Linked DNA regions of Homo sapiens: region 2 is linked to region 1. A link is a loop called in an ENCODE intact Hi-C map of the cell type or tissue named here. Cell type or tissue: A673. All regions are shown on one strand. Links, peaks and the distances in the headings refer to the core of each region. The heading gives the core; the rest is flanking DNA.

Region 1 (7,926 bases), core at 1,480-6,479:
TATGTAGGTGTAAGCTATTATTGTTATGCCACACACGGTGTGTTTCTCCTACTCTTCGACACCAATTTCTAATTTTCCAGGAGCTCTTATCGAGTAAAGAGAAAAGGTTAATATAATATCAACAGAAGTGGCAATAACAGCTCATGGGAAGAGGAAGTTGGTAACAGGAGATGCCCAAGAGGGAGCTGCTGCATACATGAGACCTTGGAGTGGGATCCTGGGACAGGTCTAGGGTCAAGATGTTGAGTCCTTCATACCCTTGATCTTCATTCCAATCTAGCTATGTGTCAAAACATTTATAATAACCCACTTTGTTCTCACACGCAATCATTGTTTTCTAAGCAAAAACCTAAAAGAAAGAATTTTTTTCACCCTCTTATATGTCCTTCCAAATCATTACCTTCTCTCTTTACCTCTATGTGATGTTTGGAGAAGCTAGTAGGCCTATATAGGTAGCCATGAGCAGCATTGCTTTAATGGTAAAGAGATTCTTCTGGAAAAACAAATTTAGAAAAAAAAATTTCATTTCCCCTAGTGTAGTATATCATCCTAAGGGATTGCCTACAACATGATGTAGAAAAAGAGGCTAAATGGTCTTATCTCAACTGCTGCATTTGCCTTAGAACTATCCTAATACATGGCTATCTAACACAAAAATACTAAATCCATGTAAAATTGGGATATGCTGTAATATAATAATACCTTAATTTCATATATTAGATTCCTTCTTCATAGAATTGTATACAATTTTCATGAATTAAAAAACAATGAAGAATAACTTCAATTCTTCCAAAATTGAATAAGATCTTTTATAAAGGAAAAATCAGAAAGTTTGCAGAATTAGATTCTGAGCTCTAACACTTACTGTGTGGCCTCAGGCAAGTTACTTAACCTCTCTGAGCCGTTCTAAAACTTTCTCTTATAATGATGACACAGTACTACTCAGCCCTGAGAGTCTCCCCTAACACAGTGTCAGGCACATGAGCTATTCAGTATTTGTAAGTTCCTCCCCTCTAATCATTTCTATCTGTATTCATCCTGCTGCTTCAAGGAGGTAGGTTTTCAGCAAGTCGCATGCTTGCTGAATAGGGACAGGAATGATTAGCATGTGCCTGCCCTCTTCCAGTATGAAAACAGGGTTAAGAAGAATAGAGGAGCAGGGTGTGTGTGTGTTCACTCCATATGGAGGACAAAGATTTCAAAAATGCACAAACATTTCAGGGAGAAGAGATTTTTAAGCCTTCCCAGTGCAGAAGCTATTTTCTGTTTCATTTATTTCTCTTCAGAATAAACCTGAAGTTCTGTGCGCACCGAAGACATAAATGACATAAATGTTGATGGAAGGAGAAGGATTTGAGGAAGGACGAGAGTCTGAGGAACAAGAAAGGACTGCAGTAGTGAAACAGCAGAAGAAACGAGGTGACGGCCTCCAGGAAATTAAAAGGGGGCCTTATATCTGTTGATTTTGCTGTTAACACGGTCAGATGGGATACTTGTTTGCTTTTTGATCCATTTTCTGATAGTTAACTAAGTGCTGTAGGACTGACATAAATGCTGAGGATGGGACAGAGGGAGGAACTCTACACATGAACTCCCATATTCAGGGCCAAGTCATCGGGCTACCCTAATAATAGTCTCCTGGTAGAAAACAATTCTGAAAACGAAAGACATAATAACAGAGTGGTACACAGTATGCCATGTGGTATTTAAGAGACAGACTAAGGTTGAAAACAACATAAAATTTATGTATTTCTTCATGACTTAGAAAAATGTACCTTTTATAATTTATGTTTAACATAATTTCTAGTGGCTATGCTTCCCTATAAACTAAAGCTGAGATTAATTCAACAGGATGGAGACACCAGTATTTGGGAGTTCATTATGTTCTTTGCAATAATTCAATGAATCAGAAAATAATAGAATTTTGAAATAAAATCCAATTCCCTCATTTTACCGAAAATGAAACTGAGGCTGTGACGCTTTAAAATATGCCTTTTGAGGCTGGGCATGGTGGCTCACTCCTATAATCCCAGCACTCTGAGAGGCCTAGGTGGGAGGAGCATGTGAGCCCAAGAGTTCCAGACTGTCCTGAACAACATAGCACAACCTTGTCTCTATAAAGAAAATTTAAAAAAATAACCGGGCATGGTGGCATGCGTCTATAGTTTCAGCTACTCAAAAAGCTAAGGTGGGAGGATCACTTGAGCCCAGGAGCTCAAGGCTGCAGTGAGCCATGATCGCGCCACTGCACTCCAGCCTGGGTGATGGAACAAGACACTGTCTCTACAAAAAAATAAAAATAAAATAAAATGTGTCCTTCATAAGATGACCTAACTTAGGGGCAGAGCTGCCAGCAAAATTTCAGGGCTTCCAACTCACAGTCAAGGAGACTTTATTGAGTTCAGTACATAGTAGAATCATTTATATTATCAGAGCATTTCTTTTTTTCAGTATTTATCTTAGGAGTTGTTTCTTTTAAAAATTCCTATTTGTTCTGATGCATATATTTCTTTTTTTTTACAGATCATTTTTCTCTTATAAAAATTCTGTAAACACAGCCATTCTTTCTGTATTTGTAATTTGAGGACCGACTGGAGTTATTCCTGAGAGGGCTATGTTCCTGAGAGAACAAAATTATTGTTTTTGAAACTCTAGAGAGAACTGCTCTGGCAAAAGAAATGTATCTTTTCATCTACAGTCATTCTGAGGTGAAAGATCTCATGATCACTCTGGACTATACAACCCACAAGCAGACTTCAAGGATACCTACAGGAACCCCAGAAGTCCTGATTGATCACACAGGCCCTAAAGACCCTATCAACTTGTTTATCAACTTGCAATTCTAATTTCCTGAGAGTAAAACACCAGTAAAAAATAATCTCCTCCCTCAATATTCTAGAGAATGCAAAGAAATACACAGTCACTGTAGACCTGTGAGCTTTTGCCAAGTTTGGTTTTCATTATTATACATATGAAGAGAATCATCTTCGCCAAAATCTATAAAGGGGCTGATTAACTCAGCTCTGTAGTAATTGTTTCATATTAAATCAGTCCAAAAGTTTAGGGCATGTTTCTCAGGAACTCTTTATCTAGCATCAGGTATGTATCTAAACAGTATAGTATCTGTTAATTTTGAAGTTATATAAAAAAAGAAAATGTGCATTTTCACACGTCTTAGTAGAAGCTCTTTACAGTTTATATAATCCAATGTTGATAGAGTAAAATTTTTTTATTCTTTCCAGTAATCAAAAAGTAGTCAAAATAAACAAAAGTTTCAACTTTTAGAGGTATCATTTTTTAGATTAGATTGCTTATATGGTTTGATGCTTTCTTAGAAGGTTGAATGATTCTAAAATGCTTTTAAGAAAAACATCAAGAATAAAAAGAATTACTTAAAACCAGGTCAAATAAAAAAAGATTATCAGAGATCTCATAAGGCTTGCAATATCATTTCAAGATTTATTTTAAAAGTAAGATTGCACTTTGTTCACTATTCTTCCCCTGCCAAAAGACACAGAACTTCCTTGTGAAACTGTGTTTAGGATCCATACCATAATATCATCTTTTCCAGGAAACTGAATCATAAAGAGGTCTATAGGGTGATCCTAGGAATGAAATCCCAAAATTCCGCAGGATGGGGCTAAGGTTTGTATTTTCAACCTGAGAACTTCAGGCTGCTTCTCCTTCAGCAACCTCCTCCTCTTCTCCACTGCAGCTCCCCCCAGCCTCCCTGAAGTCCCAGGGAGCTGGGGCCTGTCCTTCCTAACACAAACTTTCTTTCTTCTGGAAGTGCTGGAAAATCTCAGAGAGACTCACTGTCTCCCACATCCTGTAAATTTACCCAGGAGAGAAGCACTGTGCACACTTTGTGAGGAGGGTCGCGCTCATTGGAGAGACTCGGTGAAAGCAACGAGGAGACTGTACAAGCACACACGCAGCCTCTTCACCTCACACTCCACAGCTATTTCTCATGCACTCTGGCCTTAACTTTGCTGACCTTGCCACCGCAAGGTTTTATATCACTAAATAACAGAGCACGAGGCTGCCATGGTGGACAATCTGCCTGCACTTGCCCCTCCACATCACCAAAGCTCCTTAGATCCCATTCATCAAATATTTGCTTTTACACTTAAACACACAATTTATGAAACACAATTTCTGGTTCACCTAACCCTTGCATGACGTGAGTTTTGAAAAACCAGTAAATTTTCCTGCTGACATTCCTCAAGTTACACGCTTTCCTGGTCCTACAGGCAGTGCAAGTTATCTGCTGCCCTCTTTTGAATTTTAGGGCACACTGCACTCCTAAATAGGGCCTATTGCCTGAAGACAGCCTCTTTTCCCTGTCTAGGGGCTGCTTCAACCTTCTGGCTAATCCAGAGCCTACTGGAACAGCACTTTAACTCCCCTTTTGAGTGCTACTTTCTCTGCTGGTGTTCTTCCAAAGCAAAAGCAAAACCAATTTTATGAAGCAGCAAAAGAAGTATAAAGCATGCTATTACTTGTTCTTTTCTTTTTTCCCAGCTTATTGAGGTATAATTGACAAATAAAAATTCCATATATTTAAGGTATACAACTTGATGTTTTCACATATGTATACATTGTAAAATGATCATCGCAATCAAGCTAATTAACTTATCCAACACCTGATATCATTACCATTTGTGTGTGTATGTGTGTGCTGACAACACTTAAACGCTCTACCCTCTTATCAAATTTCAAGTATACTGCACAATATCATTAACTATTGCCACCATGTTGTACACTGGATTTCCAGAACTTATTCATCTTGCGTAACTGAAAATTTGTACCCGTTGACCAACATCTCCTTACTCCCCCAGCCTCTCCCCATAACTACCCTTCTAAACCTGCTTTGATGAGTTTTACCTTTTTACATTCCATATATAAGTGAGGTTATACAGTTTTCTGTTTCTGGTTTATTTCACTTAACATCCTCCAGGTTCATCCATGTTGTCACAAATAGGAGGATTTCCTTCTTTTTTAAGGTCGAATAATATTCCAGTATGTATATATACACTACATTTTCTTTACCTATTCATCCATTGACAGATGCTTAGGTTGTTTCCATAACTTCGCTATTGTAATTTCATTTCTTATCCGCCTGCCCCCTCTGGGCTGATCTATTAATTCCCCTAAAGTGTCTGCATGTAGTTCTGTTGATAAAGATACTGAAATGAAGAAGTATGCCAGAATACGATTTGCAAGCCTGTCCAGCTGAAGATAGCCATCCTTCCCAGACAGTAGAGGTTGAGGTTCTCACAGCAGTGACAGGTCACAGGGACATAGGCAGCCCTTCTAGGAAGTTAAACCTGCTGGGCTAGGCACGGCTCATTAACCCAGGTTTTGTGCAGACCTCCCCAACAACTGCTCTGCTGCAATGGGAGCATTCTCCAGTAACCATTGGTACCATGGCCCCTCCCTCAACCCCTCCCTCATAACGTCTCCCTGTGCTACCCTGACGTCCCTGGATAATCAACGCTCCTATTTCCTAGTGCCTACCAAACACGAGAAAGAACAGGTGAACATGACCCCTAAAAATAAAAAGAAAGAAACTATTGCCAACTTTTCCTCAAAATCATGCGGGGTTTTTTGGAGGACAAGAAGATAGCAACAATATAGTGCTGAGAAAAATCATAATATTGTGTCTGGAATTGGTGGGTTCTTGGTCTCACTGACTTAAAGAATGAAGCCGCGGACCCTCACGGTGTTACAGCTGTTAAAGTGGCGCGTCTGGAGTTCGTTCCTTCTGATATTCGGATGTGTTCAGTTTCTTCCTTTTGGTGGGTTCGTGGTCTCGTTGGCTCAGGAGTGAAGCTGCAGACCTTCGCGGTGTTACAGCTCTTAAGGCGGCGCATCTGGAGTTGTTGGTTCCTCCCAGTAGCCTTGTGGTCTCGCTGGCTTCAGGAGTGAAGCTGCAGACCTTCACGGTGAGTGTTATAGCTCATAAAAGCAGTGTGGACCCGAAGAGTGAGCAGTAGCAAGATTTATTGCAAAGAGCAAAAGAACAAAGTTTACACAGCGTGGAAGAGGACCCCAGAGGGTTTCCACTGCTGACTCGCGCAGCCTGCTTTTATTCTCTTATCTGGCCCCACCCACATCTTGCTTACTGGTAGAGCCGAGTGGTATGTTTTGAGGGCGCTGACTGGTGAGTGTACAATCCCTGAGCTAGACACAAAGGTTCTCCACGTCCCCACCAGATTAGCTAGATACAGTGTCCACACAAAGGTTCTCCAAGGCCCCACCAGAGTAGTACAGAGTAGATGCAGAGTGTGGATTGGTGCATTCACAAACCCTGAGCTAGACACAGGGTGCTGATTGGTGTGTTTACAAACCTTGAGCTAGATACAGAGTGCCGATTGGTGTATTTACAATCCCTGAGCTAGACATAAAGGTTCTCCAAGGCCCCACCAGAGTAGTACAGAGTAGATACAGAGTGTGGATTGGTGCATTCACAAACCCTGAGCTAGACACAGGGTGCTGATTGGTGTGTTTACAAACCTTGAGCTAGACACAGAGTGCTGATTGTTGTATTTACGATCCCTGAGCTAGAGGTAAAGGTTCTCCACGTCCCCACCAGACTCAGGAGCCCAGCTGGCTTCACCCAGTGGATCCCGCACCGGGGCTGCAGGCGGAGCTACCTGCCACTCTCACGCCGGCACTCCTCAGCCCTTGGGTGGTGGATGGGACTGGGTGCCGTGCAGCAGGGGGCGGCGCTCATCGGGAAGGCTCGGGCCGCACAGGAGCCCACGGAGCGGGTGGGAGGCTCAGGCATGGCGGGCTGCAGGTCCCGAGCCCTGCCCCGCGGGAAGGCAGCTAAGACCCGGCGAGAAGTCGAGCGCAGCACCGGTGGGCTGGCACTGCTGGGGGACCCAGTACACCCTCCTCAGCCGCTGGCCCGGGTGCTAAGCCCCTCATTGCCCGGGGCCGGCAGGGCCGGCCGGTTGCTCCGAGTGCGGGGCCGCCAAGCCCACGCCCACGCGGAACTCCAGCTGGCCTGCAAGCCCCGCGCGCAGCCCTGGTTCCCGCTCGCGCCTCTCTCTCCACACCTCCTTGCCAGCTGAGGGAGCCGGCTCCGGCCTTGACCAGCCCAGAAAGGGGCTCCCACAGTGCAGCGGTGGGCTTAAGGGCTCCTCAAGTGCTGCCAAAGTGGGAGCCCAGGCAGAGAAGGTCCCGAGAGCGAGCGAGGGCTGTGAGGACTGCCAGCACGCTGTCACCTCTCAGTATGACTGAGTCTAAGAATGTCTTATCAGAAAGTTGATTTCTATTTTTCTATGGCAATCTCTTTGTCTATCTGTCTCTCACAGGCATCTTTGAGCTCCCCCGACTCCCTATAGATTTTTCAGCTTGATCATAAAACATCATTCCCCTTTGACCTGTCTCTTTGCCATAGTAGTCTCATATTGCAAATGGCCATTACCTGGTCATCGAGAGGGAGGAGTGATCTCACTGCAGCTCCAAATAGGGGAAAAAAAATGAATGGCACTGTCCTTCTCCCAGCAAAACAAATGCTGAAATTGTCGGATGGTCCAATCAGGCCACTAGAAGATTAAAATGCACCAAAAAAATACAGACGCCTTCCCAAACCAGTGGGCAAATGTCCCTCTGTACACAATGGCCAGCTTCCTGGGTGACAACCTGTGCAATTGAACAATGCCCTGAGCATTGAAGGGCCCACACTTAGTTTAATGTTCTGCTATCACTGTCTTGAAATTCTTACTAATTTTATTTAACGAGGGGCCTGCCTTTTCGTTTTGCATAAGCCTCAGATTATGTAGCTGGTCCTGCACAGCATTGAGGAATAGCTCAGTCCTGAGGCATCCGATTTCCAACTGCAATGGTGGGTTTTTCACTGTTTATTTATTTTGGGGATGGGATGGCATGTGGTTTGCCTGGTACCTGTTTCGG
Region 2 (7,926 bases), core at 1,895-6,894, 1.3 Mb before region 1:
ATTTTTCTACCTCCCTGAGATAAGCTCCCACATTAATCTGCTATGGTACTACTTTCCTCCCTTTATCAATGATTCAAAGAATAACAAGCCAGACATCCTTGGCAACTGAAATCATTTCAATGTATTGAAATCATAAGGTGTACTGGTTAGCTATGGACTGTGCTGTCTCTTAACCCATTCAGAAAGATGAGGGTAGCCGGGCGCGGTGGCTCAAGCCTGTAATCCCAGCACTTTGGGAGGCCGAGGCAGGCGGATCACGAGGTCAGGAGATCGAGACCATCCTGGCTAACACGGTGAAACCCCATTTCTACTAAAAATACAAAAAATTAGCCGGGCGCCTATAGTCCAAGCTACTCGGGAGGCTGAGGCAGGAGAATGGCGTGAACCGGCAGGCGGAGTTTGCAGACAGCGCCACTGCACTCCGGCCTGGGTGAAAAAGAGTGAGACTCCGTCTCCAAGCAAAAAAAAAAAAGATGAGGGTCACCAGCAAAATTTCTTTCATTTTACATTGTTGATATCTCTGTTTTAATCCGTAGTCCTTGTGGAAGGTGGCTGTTGCCTGTTATACCTTGTGAGGGGGCTTAGCTAATCAACCCTTATTAATTAGTCACTAATATGGGCTATGTACCAACAACTGTTTTCACTAAGTGGTGGCAGCACTAATTGATGGGGCATAATGAGCCCCTCCCGAATTACGAAGAAACATTGCTCCTTACCCTCTGTAGATGATCCCTTATAGATGAAGGGCTACCAAGGGAAGGCTGGAACAGGCATGGGATGGCAGGGTCTAATTTGTTTTTAACCTGCTTCTAAGAAGTTGCTTAATTAATATAGGATTAGCACATTTGAAGGCTTGAACAGGTGCAAACACACACTTGTAACCAGCTGTGTAATTGACCGCAGTGCAACAAGCCAGGTCTGAGCATGCAGACCTCACTAATCACCTGCTGACCTCCTATCTGTGGCTGTAAAAAGACCTGTTCTTTTTAGTGCAGGATTCCCTGAATCTATCTGGAAGGCCATGTATGTTGGGATGAGTTGAAATTTTTGGTTTTTGAGCAAACCTTTGTAAATGGGTTCATCTCCACATATGATACCCCAGAAACATTGCTGCTCCCCTTTTCTTGGTTTGTTTCTGTGGCCTTACTAACAATCTGGGGAATCTTGTGGATGTTGTACAGATGCTCCTTGCCTTCGAGGGGTTACATCTCAATAAACCCATTGCAAATTGAAACTATTATAAGGAAAAATGCATTTAATACACCTATAGGTTTATCAAATGTCATAGCTTAGCCTAGCTGACTTTCAACATACTCAGAACACTTATGTTAGCCTGCAGCTGGGCCAAATCATCTAACACAAAGCCCATTTTACAATAAAGTGTTGAACATCTCGTGTAATTTATTAAATAACATACTGAAAGTGAAAAACAGAATGGCTGTATGAGTACTCAAAGTATGGTATTTATTGAATGTGTATTGCTTTTGCACCATTAAAAATGAAAAATAATTGTAAGCCAAACCATTGTAGTCGAGGATCATTTGTATATGCTGTGGTAAATAGGTCTCCAGGCTTAGATCTCAAAGAATTCCAGAGTTCTAGGAGCCTTTAGGAATAGCTACCTAGTTCAGGGGTTGGGAAACTGCAATGTGGAGCCAATTCAGCCTGCGACTTGTGTTTATAAACCAAATTTTGTTGGAAAACAGCCATGCTTATCTATGTATTTATCCATGTTGCTTTTGTGTTACAATGGCAGAGGTGAGTAGTTGTGTCATTGAGCATATGATGTGCAAAGCTGAAATTATTGACTCTCTGGCTCTATACAGAAAAAGTTTCCTGACCCTTGAGATCAAGGGTCCAATCCATACTATATTTTTCAGCTTTTGTAGTAAAATTAAGTAAATTGCCCTTTATAAAAAGTTTTCAAGGAGCTCACTGTCTAGCAGAGGAGATGAAATACCCAAAATATGTGTAAATTCCTTCCAAATTGCTATTTCTCGTACGTGAAATCTGATTTTTAAAAACTTCACTTCTCATTATTTTTTATTTTCCTGCACAGTAGATTGGGATCTAGGCCTAAATCTAGTTCCTATTCAGTCTGTGTCACCATACCTGGCATCAGTGTATCATATATTTGTTAATTTGTTTATTATCTGTCTTCCTCTATCACAATGCAAGCTTCACAAAAGAAAAACTTTACATTTCTTATTCACATATCCCTAGGGCCTAAAATAGCAACCTGAAATATACTGGATACACAAAAAAACTGTGTTTTATGGAATCTAAGAAGCCATCGGTTGTAAGTTGTACCATTATTTTATATACCACTAAGAAAGAAAAAGCACTGGCAATTAGTCTGTAACACATGCTGAGTCTCCTTGATTGAAAAATACATCCTTGTTCCAGAATTGTTAAGATGTGAAACAATATGCACCTTAAAACCAATGAAGAAGGAGAATTGTCAAGTAGGTGGGAGAAGTGGCGATCTTATAATGATTTTCAAGGCTTAGCTAACATTTTGTCTCAAACCAAATCACAAATATTTATTGAGTAATTGCTTTGTGCAATATTCTGGCCTGGTGCTTCCTCCAAATCATCCCTTACCATAGCACCTTGGGGAACTCCTTGGCGTGCATCCCCCAAGCTGTAGAGACTCAGAGTCTGACGAGCCAATTTAGGACTTAATTATATACTCCTTTTATTGATCACCATTGTTTCTAATGACATAGTCTTTTCTCCACAACTAATTGGTAAGCCCCTTGAGCGCAGGAACTGGTTTTTTAAAGAATGATGTATTCTTCACAGTGCTTTCCCTTTCTGTTACCCAGGGAGCACATGGCAATATAAGGGCTCCTGGGATTGAATCTTAAGTACAGAGAAAACCTAAGAATGCTTTTAGATAGACAGATAAGAGACCAGTAGAGAAGAGCAGATTGAAGGTATGTGTGAGAAACGTTATGTAATGAAAAGATAATTGATGACACACACTTCCAGAGGGTGCTGGCGAGATTGATTCAAAAGCACACGGCTAGGGCACTGAGTAACGAGAAAGAAGTTGCAGATGAAGGATAAATGGACAGGAATAAGAAAGGGCTTCATCATTTAAGAATCTGAAAGAGACAAAAAGGTAAGGAAGGGACTAAATGGGAAGAAAGGGAGAAAACAAACCTTTTCTAATCTCATTAGCTTCACTCTTCCAATGTCCTCCCCACCTCTTCTCAAGGCTCCAGAGAATTTGTCTCCAAATGAAGCCCATTCTCTCTTCTTTCTTGTTAATACTGCCTCCTCTTCTCCCTCTCTTCTTACTACTTTCCCTCCTTAGGCCTACTTACATCTTCTTTCCTCATCAATTCAAAGCTTTCAATTGGTCTTTCTTAGTAAGACATCTCTTTCTAGATTTAGACATATTTTAGGAATTATGAGGACAGAAAAGCAATGCAGGGGAATATGGGGAAGAGGAAGGAACCTGTAATTTATGAATCACTTTTTTTTTTTCACATCTCCTAGGATCTTTACCTAGACCTTTCATTTAATCACAGACACCTTCCTTTAAAATTTTAGATACCCGTCCAAGGGTTCACTAGCAAAGCTGTCGCATGAATTCCAGTCCTCTGGTTTCAGAACCCATATACTGTGCTGACTTTTTTATTTTTATAACATCATGTTGCCTTTCTATAGAGGTAGTTCCTTCTTCTAATTATGAAAGGCTCGTGCTTATGTGTATTCTTATGTTTAATGCCTAGTTTTCATTACTTGAAGAGATTTTGGCAAGATTTAGTACTTTTTAAATATATTTAATTGCACAAGTAATACAGGTCCACAGGAAAAACGATTGAACAATCGTGATAGGCAAAATGAAGAAAATGAAAAATTATCCAGCATCCTTTGTGCCACGGCTTTCAAAATCAGTAAGATGAAAACCAATCCTCCTTCATTACAAAGTATTTTGAATAAGAATATAAGCTTAAGTGCTCATTCAGCAGCAGACAGACATGGGCTAATAGCTCAATGGCCTAACATTTCATCCCCGGACCAAAGCATTAGTTTTAGGCCTTCTTGTGTGGGATCTGTGGATTGTTTTATTTTCTTTCCTAATGAGCAATTGGACTAAAGGATCAGGTTTAATTATAACTAGAGTCCCTTTCTGTTTGTACATCACTGCAGACCTAATTGTAGGCTGGCATCCCTGCTGCGGCCTGAGTGGTCATTAGCTTGCTGATAATGAACTATGCTTGTCAACATGGCCTCATTAACCATTGTTTTTTTTTCAGCAACATGGTTGTAAGGGTTTGAACTTGTGATTGAGGATGTGCTGGACTCATCGTGCTGAGAGAAACTTGTCCAGTTACGTGGTTAGAACCAAAGAGTTTTGGCTCAGACAAGTGATGCTATCCAAGGATAACTGGATCTATGCTGCAGCCTCAGGAATGTGACATGTCAGGAAGAACCCTGACCTGAGAGTTAGAGAGTGAGATTCTTATCCCAGCTCTGTGCTGTGTAGCCCTGTGACTTTGGGCTAATTGTATCACTTTCTGTCCTCTAGTTTTCTCACCTGAAAATAAGAAGGTTCTACTCAATGATTGGTGAGATAACTTTTTGTCAATAAAAATAATTTTGCATGATGCTTGTGCAAACATTTTTTTCCTTTTTTTTAATCAGTGATTTTATCTTCTTAGGTTATACACTAGAGGGCAGTGGTACATTAATATTATAAACTATGAATGCACTTGGTACTGCATTCAGCTGAAAGTCATAGACATTTGAATTAGGAAGGGATCTTATCTATTTCTCATTCAAAATATAGGAAGCTGTTCTGTAGTGTCCCCAACAGATATTCTTCATGACCCTGTTGAACATTCCTAGTGTTGGGAACTTTGCTACTTCGCAAGGCAGCTTTTTTTTCTTGTTAGTTCTACTTATTAGAAAGTTATTTCTTCAATTAGTGAAAAACCTGCTTTCCTATAACTTTTATCGCTGGTCTTGCAACATGGCAGAAAACTGTATCGCCTTCTTGTAATGGCATTTCACATCTTTTATAGAGTCGTATTACTGAATAACTGTATTTACCATTTATTGGTAATTAGTAATTGTAAATTATAATTTATTGAGTATCAACTATGTATCAGCATTGCACCAGGCATCTTATTTACATTATTTTATTTAATTCTCACAATAAGCTCTGAGGGAATTTTCATCTTTATTTATCTGTATTTTACAAAGGCTCAGATCAAAACCACGTAACTGGTAAGCCATGTAGGTGGGATTTGAACCTAAGTCTGATGAAAACCCCCTGCCATTGCTCACAAAACAACACCTCCTTTTATAAAGGTGAAGACATAAGACCCAGAGAAGGGAAGCAACCTGCTTGAGATCACACAGTAAATAGGAATAGAGTAGGAACCGGATTCTAGATCTTTGGAGAACACATTCAATTTTTCTTTGCCGTACAGCACAGTGCACTCAAGACCGTTGTCATTTAAGTCCCAAATCCTCTTTTCTATATGTTAAATGTTCCTGTTTCCCCTCATTGTTATTCCAATGGTTTCTTTGCTGTCCTGTCATGTCCTCTGAGTGTGCTCTTAATTTGCTGCATCCTTTCTTTCTTTCTTTTTTTTTGAGACAGGGTCTCACTCTGTCACCCAAGATGGAGCGCAGTGGTGTGATCTTGGCTTACTGCAGCCTTGACCTCCCAGACTAAGGTGATTCTCCCACCTGAGCCTCTCGAGTAGCTGGGACCACAGGTGCACTCCACCATGCCTGACTAATTTTTTGTTGTTGTTGTTTGAGACAGAGTCTCGCTCTGTTACCAGGCTGGAGTGCAGTGCCACAATCTTGGCTCACTGCAATCTCTGCCTCCAGAGTTCAAGTGATTCTCCTGCCTCAGCCTCCCAAGTAGCTGGGACTACAGGCATGCCACCACGGCCAGCTAATTTTTGTATTTTTTGTAGAGATGGGGTTTTGCTGTGTTGCCCAGGCTGGTTTCGAACTCTTGAGCTCAAGCGATCCACCTACCTCAGCCTCCCAAAGTGCTGAGATTAAAGGCATGAGCCCATTCTTTCTAAATTATAAAACTCAGAATTCAAAACAGTGCTCTGTTTGAGTAGGAGAGAAGTCACTGAGACTGTATTTCCTGTCATTTGGACTTAATTTTCTATTAACATTGTCTAAGGTTGCATTAATATTTTAATATAATGTTGGCTTATTTCAAATATAAGGTCAAACATACCTCTTGTTCCTTTTAGTTTTATTTTTATGAAATATAAGAACAAGACAGAGTGGTCCTGTTATGTTCCTATCGATAGAAAAAAAATCCTCCCTATCTGATGAAGAGTCTTTCTGAATTGATAGTAACCTAGAATAAATTTCTGGGTTCTTAAGATATTCAAGGCATATGAACATGAAAATACTTGCATTTCTGGGATGATGATTGGATTCATTTTATATGTCAACATCCATGGTTGTTTTTGCTTTCCTATCAGAAATGCATGCTTGCTGTGTGTTGTAGACATTCATTGCTGTTTCCTTCCTGCCTATTATCTTTTGTCATAGCATGACTTTGACATCCTTTTAAAAAAGGCTATGTGCAGCCCAAGAGGAGCTGTTGATCAAAGGGGCCCTGTCCTTGTCTAGCCAAGAGTTGGGCATACGAAGCAATGCTCTTTGCCTCAGGACTAGAAATCCTGATTCTAGTGGTATGGAATGGAGAATTAGCAGTGACTGATTCATCCTGGTAACACCAATGCCTGACTTTTCAATATTTCCTTTGATCTGTGAGCCAATAATTTTTAAATATATATATGCATATATATAATTTTAAAAGTTAGAATCAGTTTCTGATGATTGCAGCCAAAGCAATCCTCACTCATACATCAATCTTTGGGATATATTTACTTTTTTTGAAATAGCCTTATCAGAAAGTTCTACCTTTTCATGACATAGCAGAATAGCTCATCTATCCAACAGAGTTTGTTAACCTATCTATCATAGAAACTTTTCAAACAATTTTTGGGATGACAGTTTTTAAACTATGTTTTCCACATCTAATACAATGGATGTGTGCTGAAAAACTAGTGAGAAGTGAAATTTCATAAACTGACTTTCCTAAGGGCAATTGCCGGTCAAAAAAAAAATCAACGTTGACATCCAATGTTGAATCATTTTGAATGCTAATCATCCATCTGTTTTATAAATTTAAAATTTGATGAATTTAGCTTTCTTTTTTTCCAAGAGGGAAGCATTCTCATGTTTTTAGTTAAATGCTAATTCATGTTTGAAACCTATTAATATATAGTTTTGGTGGCAATATTATATCTTTATTTAGGCTGTGTATCATAGGCATTAAACCATCATAGCAATGGGACCTTTTCAATTCTGTTTTTCTTACTGTGTTCTTATCTGCACACTGGGCATCTCTTTCATGTGGGAAAATTCCAAATTCATTTGTAGTTTTATTCCTGACTTTCTGAGCTTCAGGTTCACATTCTCAACTTTTTGCATGAAATATTCATTGGATTTTTCTAAAGGCATATACAGTTCCATGTGACATCCTCAAACCAAGTTCTTTATCTCAAAGGTCAGTATTGAGAATATCATTTGCTACATTATAAATCACCTCTTTGATGGTCCAAGGTGGAATTTTCTCCCTGTTTTCAGTACAGAGAAGAAATGAGCTTTTCCTAAGTCACTGACTTGCTCAGTTCTCACGGACCCTGTGGCTCTTCCAGAGTTGTGACTATTAATACAAAGACTCTTTGAGCCAAAATCATGGCCTCTCTGGCCCACTTGTGGCTTCCACTTACTTTTCTATCCCTGTTTTTCTCTGGCTTCATTGTTTTCTTTCTTTTAAAAATTTTTTATCTTGTTATTTTACCTTACTGTATAGTATACATTTTTGGAAGCTTCTGTAAATCTTTTTATTTCCCACTG

What was found. A loop is a pair of places that touch in the nucleus more often than their neighbours do. Peaks named below come from ENCODE experiments on the same cell type or tissue, not always from the same donor. Only the 100,000 strongest peaks of a DNase experiment are listed, where the experiment ranks them.
Region 2: it touches region 1 in a loop (7-fold over the local background); 3 of 110 quality-filtered maps call a loop at or near these places.

What each region holds. Positions count from the first base shown.
Region 1 is chr6:19,847,749-19,855,674 of GRCh38, forward strand. No RefSeq gene overlaps it. Among named protein-coding and RNA genes, the nearest start is that of ID4, 14 kb to the left of the region's middle. In A673, for the core only: a CTCF peak has its summit at 4,282; a DNase peak (open chromatin) is centred at 4,273; H3K27ac peaks cover 747 bases.
Region 2 is chr6:18,523,832-18,531,757 of GRCh38, forward strand. The region is part of intron 1 of MIR548A1HG (MIR548A1 host gene); the gene reads left to right. Among named protein-coding and RNA genes, the nearest start is that of MIR548A1HG, 5.0 kb to the left of the region's middle. RefSeq lists an enhancer at 3,761-4,396. In A673, for the core only: a CTCF peak has its summit at 4,652 (motif pointing right); DNase peaks (open chromatin) are centred at 4,720 and 6,570; H3K27ac peaks cover 3,710 bases.